2 separate regions of the Mus musculus genome follow, and region 2 is linked to region 1. The links are chromatin loops, found by intact Hi-C in ENCODE. Cell type or tissue: left cerebral cortex. All regions are shown on one strand. Links, peaks and the distances in the headings refer to the core of each region. The heading gives the core; the rest is flanking DNA.

Evidence for each region. Hi-C counts contacts between places; a loop is a spot of excess contacts. Peaks named below come from ENCODE experiments on the same cell type or tissue, not always from the same donor. Only the 100,000 strongest peaks of a DNase experiment are listed, where the experiment ranks them.
Region 2: a loop joins it to region 1, with 4 times the contacts of the local background. A loop is called at or near these places in 5 of 42 quality-filtered maps.

What each region holds. Positions count from the first base shown.
Region 1 is chr6:70,336,687-70,344,400 of GRCm38, forward strand. It overlaps Igk and Igkv8-19. Among named protein-coding and RNA genes, the nearest start is that of Gm46962, 120 kb to the left of the region's middle. In left cerebral cortex, for the core only: a CTCF peak has its summit at 5,663 (motif pointing right); DNase peaks (open chromatin) are centred at 4,216, 4,889 and 5,630.
Region 2 is chr6:70,143,265-70,150,978 of GRCm38, forward strand. It overlaps Igk and Igkv8-28. Among named protein-coding and RNA genes, the nearest start is that of Gm46962, 74 kb to the right of the region's middle. In left cerebral cortex, for the core only: a CTCF peak has its summit at 3,949; DNase peaks (open chromatin) are centred at 3,908 and 4,631.

The DNA.
Region 1 (7,714 bases), core at 1,735-5,734:
TGAAGTTCAAGAACCAACTTAGAGCTCTAGATTCTCTCATAATAGGCTTCCATTAAACTCAAATAATTTATAGCAGGTGAGTTTTTCAGAAATAGTACAAGGACTACTTTTGTTGCAATCATGAGGAAACAATAAATATGGTGGGCAACAACAGAAGAAGTGAAAAATTAGAAAGAAAAGAAAGAAGGGAAAAGAGAGGCAAGAGAAATGAAAGAAGGTAGGTGATGTAGAAGAGGAGAAGAAATTTGGGGTTGGGAAGGGAAGGAAAACTGGAGAGGAGAAAATGAATGGAGGGTATAAAAAGGAGAAAAAATTTAAAAGAAAGGAAGGAAGGAGAGAAAGGAAGATGAAAGAAAGGAAGAATGAAAGAAAGAAAGAGAGAGAGGGAGGGAGGGAGGGAGGGAGGGAGGGAGGGAGGGAGGGAGGGAGGGAGGGAGGGAGGGAGGAAGAAAAGTTTCAGGGCAGAAAGTTAGCTCAGTTGTTCAGATCACTTGCTTCTTCTCTTGTAAAACACTCAGGTTTGACTCATTCCAAGCATTTATATGGTGATTCTTATCCATCCACATACATACATACATACATACATACATACATACATACATACATACATACAGTTTGAGATGTGAGCCTTCTGCCTTCTTTTGGCTTTCATAGTCTAACCCTCTGAGTGTCCATAGGAATCCTTTCTTTACAAGTTTGTTTGTTCATGGTATTTATCACAACAATAGAAAATTATTAAAAAGGGTTAATCCTTCAGCAGATAGGATATTACACCTGGAGGAAGATACAAATAAAACATAAACAATTGTATGTGTTCCATAATACTGTCATGTCTTACTGTATCCATGAAGTCCAAAACCAGTTAATCAGTTTATTTTTAAGGAATACATATAAAGCATTAATTAGCATTATTTACATGGGGCCTTGGATTTTGCCTTTAAAATATTAAATTAACTCATGAATATTAGATGGAAGCCTGAAAGTTAGAGTCTATCAACACAACATCATATTTCTTTAGGATGGTGTGAGATTTCTGGGTTTCCAGATTTGAGAGTAGATAAGAAGAATTCAGAGTGATATGTGACCCATACGGAAGAAGCAGGGGATGGGCAAATGGCTTGGAAACAAAACTGTTACATGTACTATCTCACTTATAAATCTTAGATTTTAAACTCAATTATATAAATATAATCATAATTGTAATGGGTGTGTAGTAGGGAAACTAGGAGAGGGAAGAAGACTTGTGGAGAAACAAAACATGGAACACAAAGAAAAAGAGGGTAAGTGTGTGTCTTAGCTGCGATTACTATTACGATGAAATATCATGACCACAATAAACTTAAAGGATGCAAGAATTTAGTAGACTTACACTTCCAGGTGTAACAGTCCACATAACAGCCCATCACTGAAGAAAGTTAGAGCAGGAATTTAAACAGGGTAGGAACACAGAGGCAGGAGCTGACCAGAAGCCATGGAGAAGTGTTGCTTACTTGCTTCCACACTCATGGCTTTCTCAGTTCTATTTGCTATAGAACGCAGCTACAAGACAAAGGGCTGGCCTCACCCACAATGGACTGGATTTTTTACTGTCAATCAGGAATTAAGAAAATGCCCTACAAGCTTGTTCACAGTCTAGTCTTTTTTTAAAAAACATTTTTATTAGATATTTTCTTCATTTACATTTCAAATGCTATCCCAAAAGTCCCCTATACACTTCCCCTGCCCTGCTCCCCAACCCACCCACTCCCACTCTCTGGCCCTGGCATTCCCCTTACTGGGGCACATAATCTTTGAAAGACTAAGGGCCTCTCCTCTCAATGAAGGCTAACTAGGCCATCTTCTGCTACATATGCAGCTAGAGACACAAGCTCTGGGGGTACTAGTTAGTTCATATTGTTGTTCCTCCTATAGGGTTGCAGACCCCTTCAGCTCCTTGGGTACTTCCTCTAGTTCCTCCATTGGGGGCCCTGTAGCAGCTTTATTTATAATAGCCAGAAGCTGGAAAGAACCCAGACAGTATTTCAACAAACAATGCTGTCACAACTGGTGGTTATCATGTAGAAGAATGCAAATTGAACTATTCTTAGCTCCTTATACAAAGCTCAAGTCTAAGTGAATCGAGGAACTCCACATAAAACCAGAGACACTGAAACTTATAGAGGAGAAAGTGGGAAAAGGCCTCGAAGATATGGGTACAGGGGGGAAATTCCTAAACAGAACAGCAATGGCTTGTGCTGTAAGATGGAGAATTGACAAATGGGACCTCATAAAATTTCAAAGCAAAAGATACTGTCAATAAGACAAAAAGTCCACCCACAGATTAGGAAAGGATCTTTAACAATCCTAAATCAGATAGGGGACTAATATCCAATGTATATAAAGAACTCAAGAAGATGGACTCCAGAAAATCATATAACCCTATAAAAAATAATAGGGTACAGAGCTAAACAAAGAATTCTCAACTGAGGAATACTGAATAGCTGAGAAGCACCTGAAAAAAAAATGTTCAACATCCTTTATCATTAGGGAAATGCAAATCAAAACAACCCTGAGATTCCACCTCACACCAGTCAGAGTGGCTAAGATCAAAAATTCAGGTGACAGCAGATGCTGGCGAGGATGTGGAGAAAGAGGAACACTCCTCCATTGTTGGTGGGATTGCAAGCTTGTACAACCACTCTGGAAATCAGTCTGGTGGTTCCTCAGAAATTGGACATAGTCCTACCGGAAGATCCAGTAATTCCTCTCCTGGGCATATACCCAGAAGATATTCCAACCTGTAAAAAGGACACATGCTCCACTATGTTCATAGCGCCTTATTTGTAATAGCCAGGAGCTGGAAAGAACCCAGATGTCCCTCAACAGAGGAATGAATACAGAAAATGTGGTATATTTACAAAATGGAGTACTACTCAGGAATTAAAAACAATGAATTCATGAAGTTATTAGGCAAATGGCTGCATCTTGCGAATATCATCCTGAGTGAGGTAACCCAGTCAGAAAAGAACACACATGGTATGCACTCACTGAAAAGCAGATATTATCCCAAAAACTTAGAAAATCCAAGATACAATTTACAAAACACATGAAACTCAAGAAGAAGGAAGACCAAAGTGTGGATACTTCATTCCTTTTTAGAATCTGGAACAAAGTACCCATGGAAGGAGTTACAGAGACAAAGTTCGGAGCTAAGATGAAAGGAAAGACCATCCAGAGATTTCCTCACCAAGGGATCCATGCACCAAACCCAGATACTACTGCGTATACCAGAAATATTTTGCTGACAGGACCCTGACATAGCTCTCTCATGTGAGTCTATGCCAATGTCTGGCAAATACAGAAGTGGATGTCCACAGCCACCTATTGAATGGATCACAGGGCCCCCAATGAAGAAGCTAGAGAAAGTACCCAAGGAGCTAAAGGGGTCTGCAACCCTATAGGAGGAACAATGATATGAACTAACCAGTACCCCCATAGCTGTGTCTCTGGTTGCATAGTAGCAGAAGATGACCTAGTTGGCCATCAATGGGAGAAGAGGTCCTTGGTATTGCAAAGATCATATGCCCCAGTACAGGGGAATACCAGGGCCAGGAAGCAGGAGTAGGTGGGTTAGGGTGCAGGACAGGGAGAGAGAATAGGGGGCTTTAGGGATAGCATTTGAAATGTAAATGAAGAAAATATCTAACAAAAATGAAAAAGGAATGTAAATAGAAGAATCAGAAAAGGAAAAATTCAGAAAAATATGGATATCACTAAGCAAGTAAGAAAAGCCCCTATGTAGTAGAAAAAGCAAGAAACAAATATTTTTTGTATACTCCTAACCAAGACAGTTTCCCAACATCACCACATCAGCACATAGTTGCTTACATTGGATACCAGATATATAGAACTATAAAAAGATCAACTCCTCATATTCAATCAACGAAGTTTGTGATAAATTGTTACAGAATGAAAAGAAAATCAATACTGTGGTATTTTTCTGAATTTTGGTGTATAGAATACTTATACCAAAAACATAAGACGCATGGAAGACATTATTTTATACTGGGCTCTGTAAACATTTTCTTCAGTTTTTCAGGCATGCTAGGTGTCAGGCAGAAGGAGGAAGTGTGCATAGCCAGGGCTGTGTGTGATGTACACTGTTGTTGAGACTCTTAAGGAGGTTTGTGTAGGAGGCTGAAGCACTGTGGGAGGATAACTATAATCATTCTGACAGTAATAAACTGCCAGGTCTTCAGCCTGCACACTGCTGATGGTGAGAGTGAAATCTGTTCCAGATCCACTGCCTGTGAAGCGATCAGGGACCCCAGATTCCCTAGTGGATGCCCAGTAGATCAACAGTTTAGGAGGCTGCCCTGGTTTCTGCTGGTACCAGGTCAAGTAGTTCTTTTGATTTCCACTGTTTAACAGACTCTGACTGGACTTGCAGCTCATAGTGACCTTCTCTCCTGCTGTCACAGTCAGGGAGGATGGAGACTGTGTCATCACAATGTCCCCACAGGTACCTGAAATAATGAATAGACAGTGAAAATGCATAGCTACACTAATATATATGTATTATAATTACAGTTGTAATTTGTCATTTAAATGTCCTTAAAATGTCATAATATCAAAACATTATTGTGTAAGAAATACTATATACTGGCATATATTATAAATTGCTTATTACAAAGATGAAACTTTGAAAAGGTTTTAATACTTTAAATTTCTTACCAGATACCCAGAACAGCAGGGACATGAGGACCTGAGTCTGTGATTCCATCTTGCTCCACCTGCCTTTCAGATGTAGATCAGTCACAATGCAAAGGCCTGGTTTATAAATTCTGAGAAGGTGGGCTGGGCTGGAGGAACCCATGCAAAGCTGACAGAAAATAAATAGCAAATGCCTGGACAATGTGTGAGTGGGTGCCTGGTGTCAATCAAAAGGCAAAAATGTCACCAGAGAAAGCATAAGAAAACACTGAAAATGATTGGCTTCCTCATCACCAACAAAAATCCACTATGTCATCTTAAAGGTTTGGTTAAAATCCAAGACATATTTAAATCAGTTGACTATTTTTGAAACTTTAGGAGAGCTATCTCAGATTAACCATTCTAGAAAACATGATAAAATATGCTGAGAAAAAAATCACAAGAATACAGGAAAGAAACAGAGCAAGAAAAATGTCCTATAAAAAATAGTAATGGATAGGACGGGAAAGAAAAAAATTTTAAAAATGAAGCTAAATTTGTTTATTGTCTCTCATCCTCATATCTACTCTTACAAGGAGAACATGGACAGTGCCTCAGACATTTGGGACCCAACTTCCAAAATAAACATGGGACAGAGATGCAAGAAGAAGCCCAGATTAGCTCTTTGGAAATCCTTGGGGACATTACTTTAAGCATAGGATCAGAGAAGATTTAATCTCAAAGCAAAGGCAAACCCAACAGAAACTAACAATCATGTTTCCCACTGCTTCAGGGAACTTAAAGAGGTTTCTAACTTTGGGAAAATGGCCGAGAATAAAACAAATCAGTTTTCTCCACCTCATCATGCCTGGACACCATCAATACCAAAAAGGTTTATTTCACAAAGGCATGTTCTAGAGAAGTCTAGAAATTAGCAGGATTAAAACTGGCGAAATATGGTCTTGCTCACACTTCAGAAATTCTCCAGAAGGGGGCATACCACCCTAAATCAAGAAATAAATTTACAGAGATAGACCACAACATCTGAGATTTTTCACATCTAAAGGGAAAAAAAATGTTTGCGTGTGTTTCATATCAGTAGCGATAACAGATATGAAAAACCGCCTGCATTCAGATTAGTGAATTATGAGAGTATATATATATATATATGAGGTAAATTATAAATATAGTATTATGTGTAACATACAAGAAACAGAAAAATAAACAAAATATCGTGACAATGAGATTCATATCTGTATTCCAGAATGGAGAGATAAAAGTAATAGATCCATAAGATTACAGCTATCCTAGGGTACAAAATTTCTAGGCCATTCTAATCTATGCATGGAGACAAGATTTCTAGATGTATGTCATTAACCAACTACCTAAGATAGCACTTGGTATTTGATATCCAAAGTGAATTATTCATCTGATATTAATGTGTTAACATTAAACCAGAATATTGTTGAAATTAAATATGCATTTAATCGGTATCCATTTTTCTTCTATTTTACATTAAGTATGTAATGCAAATTATACAGCAATTTTTCAGGTATAAAACACTAAATAATTTGTGATAAGAAATGTTCAGATCTCATTTATAAACTGCTAACATACCAACATAACAGAGAGACGATTTGTGGATTAAGAAAGCTCTGAATTTCTGGTGTTGGCAGACCTGGTTGTCCCTGAGGGCAGCAGGACTCCAGGGATACAGGTAAAGCTGGTAATCTGATGGCAGCAGGCCACTGGGACTGCAAGGAGAGCCGTTTGTCCTGAGTGGCAGCAGGCTTCCAGAGATACAGGCAGAGCTGGTAGTCACTGATGGCTTCAGGTAGTCACTGATAGCTACAGGTCTCTGGATGTCCCAGGTTTCAGCAGGCCTCAAGGATTGCCAATAGAGGTGTGGACCAGTAGAGATAGGAAATAGAGGGCAGGGCAAACCTCACAGCTGCTGGGCTTGCTGGAGGAGAGGGCAGGTCCTGGATGGTAGCAGGACTCCAGAGAAGCAGGCAGAGCTGTGCCTCAGGGCATAAAGAGTAAACAGTATAGGAGCAACTCCCTGCTGTGTTTTTCTGGAGGGGCCACCAGGAAGGGAATTGGATTGGGACTCTCACCTGTTGATCCCTGATGGCTGCAGGCCTCCAGGATTGCAGGCCTCTGTGTGGACCACAAGATGGAGTGCAGCAAGAAAAGATCAACCTTACTGCTGCTGGGTACACTAGAGAACACAGCAGACCTGGGATGGGGAGGGAAATAGGGGGTAGAGGGGAACCTAGCATAATTGTTCTCTGAGAGGCTCCACTCTGCACTGGTCAAAACAGATGAAGAGACAATGTTTAAGGAGTCTTGTGAAAGAGTTAGGGGAAGAGTTGAGGGACCCAGAGGAGACGGAGACTCCATATGACACAGAGCCAACTAACCTGGGTCCTTGAGGGGCTCCCAGAGACTGAACAGACAACCAGACAGCATTCATGGGCTGAACCTAGCACCTTCCTACTCATTCACTGCACATAGCAGATGTGAAGCTTGGTATTCATGTGAATCCCCCAATAACGGGAGCAAGAACTCTCCCTGACTCTGTTGCCTGACTGTGGACTCTCTTCCTCTAACTGGACTGACTGGTCTGGTTTCAGTGGGAACGGATGTGCCCAGTTCTGAAGTGAGTTAATGTGCCAGAGTGGGTTGGTATGATGGGGACCTCCCCTTTCTCAGAGGAGAATGGAGGGGTATATGAGGTAGGAAAGTGTCCAAAGGGGATACTGGGAGGAGAAGGGGGCTGTGATAGGGATGAAACTTGAATTAATGAATGAATGAATGAACAAAATATTTCCCAATATCAAACTGAAGAATATACCAGATGAACAACAATCCCCATCAGTGTCTAATAAGTTGTCATATGATTTCAATCCTCGTTAAACCTAATACTTCACTTTGTGACAACCCAGTGAGCTCAGACTGTGCTCCCATGTCTTTTATGGCTGCTCATTCAGATTGGACAGATGGAGACAGGGGTCTGACAAATACAAAGATGCCTGCAGTT
Region 2 (7,714 bases), core at 2,286-6,285, 190 kb before region 1:
GCTTACATTGGATACTAGATATATAGAACTATAAAAAGATCAACTCCTCATATTCAATCAACAAAGTTTGTGATAAATTGTTACAGAATGAAAAGAAAAACAATACTGTGGTATTTTTCTGAATTTTGGTGTATAGAATACTTATACCAAAAACATAAGACGCATGGAAGACATTATTTTATACTGGGCTCTGTAAACATTTTCTTCAGTTTTTCAGGCATGTTAGGTGTCAGGCAGAAGGAGGAAGTGTGCATAGCCAGGGCTGTGTGTGATGTACACTGTTGTTGAGACTCTTAAGGAGGTTTGTGTAGGAGGCTGAAGCACTGTGGGAGGATAACTATGATCATTCTGACAGTAATAAACTGCCAGGTCTTCAGCCTGCACACTGCTGATGGTAAGAGTGAAATCGGTTCCAGATCCACTGCCTGTGAAGCGATCAGGGACCCCAGATTCCCTAGTGGATGCCCCGTAGATCAACAGTTTAGGAGGCTGCCCTGGTTTCTGCTGGTACCAGGCCAAGTAGTTCTTTTGATTTCCACTGTTTAACAGACTCTGACTGGACTTGCAGCTCATAGTGACCTTCTCTCCTGCTGACACACTCAGGGAGGATGGAGACTGTGTCATCACAATGTCCCCACAGGTACCTGAAATAATGAATAGACAGTGAAAATGCATATCTACACTAATATATATTATAACAACAGTTGTAATTTGTCATTTAAATGTCCTTAAAATGTCATAATATCAAAACATCATTGTGTAAGAAATACTATACACTGGCATATATTGTAAATTGCTTATTACAAAGATGAAACTTTGAAAAGGTTTTACTACTTTAAATTTCTTACCAGATACCCAGAACAGCAAGGAGATGAGGACCTGAGTCTGTGATTCCATCTTGCTCCACCTGCCTTTCAGATGTAGATCAGTCACAATGCAAAGGCCTGGTTTATAAATTCTGAGCAGCTGGGCTGGGCTGGAGGAACCCATGCAAAGCTGACAGAAAATAAAAAGCAAATGCCTGGACAATGTGTGAGTGGGTGCCTGGTGTCAATCAACAGGCAAAAATGTCACCAGAGAAAGCATAAGAAAACACTGAAAGTGATTGGCTTCCTCATCACCAACAGAAATCCACTATGTCATCTTAAAGGTTTGGTTAAAATCCAAGACATATTTAAATCAGGTGACTTTTTTGAAACTTAAAAAGAGCTATCTCAGATTAACCATTCTGCAAACATGATAAGATATGCTGAGAAAAAAAAACCACAAAGAACACAGGAAAGAAACAGAGCAAGAAAAATGTCCTATAAAAAATCTTAATGGATAGGAAGGGAAAGAAAAAAAATTTAAAAATGAAGCTAAATTTGTTTGTTGTCTCTCATCCTCATATCTACTCTGATAATGAGAACATGAACAGTGCCTCAGATATTCGGGCCCCAACTTCCAAAATAAACATGGGACAGAGATGCAAGAAGAAGCCCAGATTAGCTCTGTGGAAATCCTTGAGGACATTACTTTAAGCATAGGATCAGAGAAGATTTAATCTCAAAGTAAAGGCAAACCCAACAGAAACTAACAATCATGTTTCCCACAGCTTCAGTGAATTTAAAGAGGCTTCTAACTTTGGAAAAATGGCAGAGAATAAAACAAGCCAGTTTTCTCCACCTCATCATGCCTGGACACCATCAGTACCAAAAAGGTTTATTCCACAAAGTCATGTTCTAGAGAAGTCTAGAAATTAGCAGGATTAAAACTGGCTAAATATGAACTAACCAGTACCCCAGAGCTCTTGTCTCTAGTTGCATATGTATCAAAAGATGGCCTAATAGGCCATCACTTGAAAGAGAGGCCCATTGGACTTGCAAACTTTATATGCCCCAGTACAGGGGAACGCCAGGGCCAAGAAGTGGGAGTTGATGGGTATGGGAGTGGGGGGGGGGGGTATGGGGGACTTTTGGTATAGCATTGGAAATGTAAATGAGCTAAATACCTAGTAAAAAAAATGGAAAAAAAACTGGCTAAATATGGTCTTGCTCACACTTCAATAATTTTCCAGAAGGGGGCATACCACCCTAAATCAAGAAATAAATTTACAGAGACTAGCAGACCACAGCATCAGAGATTTTTCATATCTAAAGGAAAAAATATTTGAGTGTGTTTCATATCAGTAGCGATAACAGATATGAAAAACAACCTGCATTCAGATTAGTGAATTATGAGAGTATATATATGAGGTAAATTATAAATACAGTATTATGTGTAACATACAAGAAACAGAAAAATAAACAAAATATCATGACAATGAGATTCATGTCTGTATTCCAGAATGGAGAGATAGAAGTAATAGATCCATAAGATTACAGCTATCCTCGGGTACAAAATTTCTAGGCCAGTCTAATCTATGCATGGAGACAAGATTTCCAGATGTATGTCATTAATCAACTACCTAAGATAGCACTTGGTATTTGATATCCAAAGTGAATTATTCATCTGATATTAACGTGTTAACATTAAACCAGAATATTGTTGAAATTAAATATGCATTTAATCAGTATCCATTTTTCTTCTATTTTAAATTAAGTATATAATGCAAATTATACAGCAATTTTTCAGGTATAAACCACTAAATAATTTGTGATAAGAAATGTTCAGATCTCATTTATAAACTGCTAACATACCAACATAACAGAGAGACGATTTGTGGATTAAGAAAGCTCTGAGTCTCTGGTGTTAGCAGACCTGGATGTCCCCGAGGGCCGCAGGACTCCAGGGATACAGATAGAGCTGGTAATCTGATGGCAGCAGGCCACTGAGATTGCAAGGAGAGTTGTGTGTCCTGAGTGGCAGCAGGCTTCCAGAGTTACAGGCAGAGCTGGTAGTCACTGATGGCTTCAGGTAGTCACTGATAGCTACAGGTCTCTAGATGTCCCAGGTTTCATTAGGCCTCCAGGATTGCCAGTGGGTCATTAATGATCACAAGGCCTCTTAATGCCTCACAATTTATTTGGACCCCTAAATATTGTTAGTTCTTTATGGTGTTTTATTAAAGAATCTTTTTAAGTTTTGGAAAATTTATAGATGCATACAGTAAATTTTTATCATATTTCCTCCCACTCCTCCCAAATTTAACACCTCTCCCAACTTTATGCGCTCTCTCTGTGTCTCTCTTGCTCCCTCTAATATCCTACTATTTCTATAATTCATTACTATTTTTTATAGGACATTTTTCTTACTCCATTTCTTTCTTGTATTCCTGTGATTTTCTTGAAAGAAAGAATCTGTCAGATGTTGTGGTGCATGCCTATAATCTTAGGATTTGGAAAATGGAAGCAAGAAGATCAGGAACTCATAATTATCCTTGGCTATATAGTGAGTTCAAGGCCAGCCTGGGCTTCATGGGATCCTGTCTCAAAAAAAGGAAAAAAATATCTCATTTTGTTATAGCTATGACCACATCATGGAGTGTGTTTCCAAATTGCATGGCCTGAGGCAACTAGACACCCTTTTAGAAGAATTTACATTTGTTTCATTAATGATCAAGAGATACTAGATGAAATAAATATAGAACAAATATTCAGGGCTCAGAAAAGTGCCATCTGCCCTCACCTGGAAGCAGAGGGATTCAGTAACCTTGAGCACAATCTCCATGAGTTTCAGTTTCCTACTTACCAAAACACTACAGGACCTCACCAGTATATCATGGAAACACAGTCTCTCCCACCATAGGCCTGCTCCAACTGTCATCAAAGGAATCCCTCTAAGGGTCTTACTAATGTGTTTTCAAAGTAAGTCCTGCTAGAGGATGGGGTAATTTTCCCTCACAAGGTCTCTGTCCCTATAGTGTTTCTCTTGTACTTGAATAAGGTAGCAACAGCCTGGGACCCTGTCTCAGGACCTACTGGGCTCCTTGCCAGGCTCCTGCCCCTAGTGGTAGGTTATGGAGACACACCAGTTTAGCCTCCTGTCATGTGTTCATCCCATATCTTCTTTCCTTCTGATGATCAAAATCCATCTCTATGCAAATGGTCAGGACATTCTTATTTGCAGTAAGTGAAAGATTTCCAGAGTAATGGGAAGGTTGGAGTTCACTGCTATAAACTGTGTAGAATTCATCCAGAATAGAAAATGTTTACCTTAACTCTTAGGAACTAGGACTCTAAGAGCTTAAGGGGGTTATGTATTCCAGGTCTCCTGAGGTATGCCAAAAACCCATAAATATTAAGGCAAATTCTAGCCTCATCCCCTGATGCCTCAGCAAAGAGCGGAGACAGCATTCTAGCTCACTCTCCAGTTCCTAGCTTGTTATATTATATTATTATAATAGATACTACTTGATCTGTCCAATGCCTTCAGTGTATTCATGAAAAGAATGAGTCTATTATGGGGTGTTTATCTCTGATTCCCCATGTCAGATGAAATCTCATCATAAGAAATGTTAAATATGTCATACATGTATACTGTCTTCCTGTCAGAGACCATCCCGTGAGAAAGTGAGCCCTTCACAATCTCCCTAACAGGCCAAATGGCCTCGTGCTAAGAGCTGGTTATCACTCCCTTCCTCCCTATTCCCTTCCTGGCACCTAAGGCTGTAAAAGCTGAATTACAGTCCCCTCTTCCCTATCTCTTCCTGAGTTCCTATGACAACCAAGGACATGAGTCACGCCTGAGCCCAGCCTGACACCCAAGGCTGTCAAGGAGGATCGATGTTCCAGAGATAAGATGAAAAGTGCCCGCTGCTTAGCGCCTGACTTCGGCCCCCATGTCAGCAGATGCCCACTTCTTTGTTCTTTGTATAATTCTCCCTCGACCCCTCCCATATTCCCCGCGATGTATGCTTTAAAAAGAAGGCACCTCAGCATAGTAAACGAGACCTTGATAGGTACCCTTCCTGGTCTCCTATTCCTATTTTTCTTCCTTCCATCTCCTTCCAGGTTTGTGGTCCCCCTCACACCCACGAATAACTGAATCCCACGGGACGGGATATCTTCCCACACTTATTTAGGTGTTGCCGTCTTCGGAGGCCTCCTCTTACTGTTCCCTAGAAAACCTTATCTTCTTTTTTGTTTCACATATTAGGTATTTTCTGTGGTAATTTGTCTATGTGCTGTCATCAGAAAGCAAGCTTCCTGGGGATGAGAGAATTCAATTTTCTCAAGGTTATATCTTCATTTGAAGGGTGATACACATTTTGGGCAGTCAGTAAATATCAAATGAACAATTGTCAGACTCCTTCCAGTTGAGCAGAGAATTATTTAGGGATAAATAGAAACTATCCCACCTGCATCTTCCATGAGAGTTTATAGTGATTTTAAAACAGAGAGAAAACAATTATTTAGCCTGTCTCCAACATTTTCCTGTCTCAACCTCTATAGCTAAAGATGGGCTGTGTGCAGAGAAAGGTCAAGCATTGCCAACCTGACTGGATTGGACTGAAATAGGAGATGCACCTCTGAGTGTGTCTGTGAAGGTGTTTCGAGGAAGATGCTACAGAGGAGGGAAGACCTACCCTGAATTTGAGGGACACCATCCCAAGGTGTGGGAGAGGATCTCAAACTGAACCAAAGGGAAACAAGGGGCCTAGGAGTTGGCTCAGCAGGTAAAGAGCTTGCTGAACAAGCCTGAGGCATGAATTTGATTACTGGATCCCATAGTAAAAAGAGATTAGGCTCCTTCATGTTGTCCTCTGGCCCCTTCAGGGTCCACAAAGCAGTGATTCCATGAGGACATGTATGCCATGGTACCACATACAATGATAACTTTTAAGGAAAAAAGCACCCAGCTGAGCATTGGCTTTTCCTATCCTGTTTATTGGCCAGCACATAAAACCATAACCTCTTTCATCCATGCCTTCCTTTTGGTAAGGAAATGTATCTTCTGAAGTGTGAGCCAAGCCACAGCCATGCTCCCTGAGGTGTGGTCGCAGGCAAGGCATTTCATAACTATTTTTCCTTGTTGGCTGTCAAAATGGGCAGTTCGATATTTAATTCCATTTGGGTAGTTTTAAAACAATGATGATGCTTCTCCCAATCTGGGTTTTAGTAGACACTGCATAATTTTTTCCATAGGGGGAAAAATTCCCCAGATAGAACTAGACTTGGTGTTTGCTAATAGGATTGTTCAAAAGGTAATGTTCAAAAACCTCTGAAAGCAATTACCACTATTTCTCCCCTCCATTCTTAAAACAATGCAATTTTCCATTATTCCTCCATTCGAAGGAGATTCGTATCTACAAATAGATAATTTATATAACCTTTCTATTGTATAACTTGAATTAACATCCTTCCCTGGGTATTTAACTTCAATTAATTTACTTCTGTTTTCTGTATGAGCCTCTTTTCAGGATGATTTATGGATGAATGCCATGATAAGCTATCGCAGAATTTCTGTGCATTCAAAGAATTTGGCTGCTTGTGAAGGATCAACCTTTTAAATTATCATCAACCTTTCCATTCCCATCAGATTCAAGCTTGCTTTCTGTGGCCTGCCTTCTCTCAGCAGAAACTGTCAGCATCCCCACCTTAGTTAAGAAACCAATTCACCCAGCCTCCTAATTTTAAAGGGATGGTATATGTTTTCCATTTAGGGATCACCAATTAATTTTTAAAAGTGAGTTCTTGCCCCACATTGAGGATTCCATATGTAGTATTAATTATTATTAAATTCCAGTGTGGCATTGGTTTCCACCTCAATGGTTTATGTTCCTGAATGAAAGACACACACACACACACACACACACACACACACACACATAAACACACACTAAGTCTTTATATTTTTATATGCCTTAAGCTGCACAACAGCTGGGGGACTGCCTAGCCTCCTTGCTACACATATGTATGAATCTATGTATGTACGATGTGTGTGTGTGTGTGTGTGTGTGTTTGTAAACCTTTCTGTCTCCCTTTGTATAAAGTCCGATTAACATTCACACATCTTATCATTTGTTTGAAATGAAAACCTTAACTTCTTATTTTCTATATTTGATAGTTTTCATTCTTCAAAAAAGGCTGAAACAACTTCTCAACATGACAAAACACTTAAAACTTTCATCCAGATAAAAATGTCTCAGGGAGTTTAGTGGCCAGTTGGGGTGGGGGTGGGGGGCTTCTACTTGGAGATGGAATGGGATGAGGGGGAGGTGTCAAATATGGAACTGTGAGTGGGTGAATGGGGTGTGGGGAATGGAATGTGGAGTGTAAAAAAATAAATTAAAAATAAAATAATTTTAAAAAAAGACAGGTGATAGAAAATAAAAGGAAAATTAACCCAGCTGTTTGGGAATGCAGCAAAAGTTGGGGGGAGGGCACATGTCTTCTACAGAAGCACCTAAGAGAATGCCTCAGAAAACAGATTAGACCATACAAAGCTCAGAGAGGAACTCTTTACCTATGCATAGGGCCTAACGTTTTATAAAGGGCACAAGGTCTGAAAAACATGACTGTGGGCTCATCCATGTGTAAAAGATAAATACTCTATAGAGGATAACATTGAACTGAGCCTGCCAGATTTACGAAGTCTATCAGTAAGTTTGTGATTCATGAAAAGTTAAATGAGAATTTGTGGGACAGTGGAAACAACAAATTTATGTATTCGTTGATTACATATTTTTTCTTTTTTTCTTAAAAATTTTCTTCATTTACACTTCAAATTATATCCCCTTTCCTACTTTCCCCTCCAAAAATCCCCTATCCTCTCTCCCCACCCCCCTGCTCCC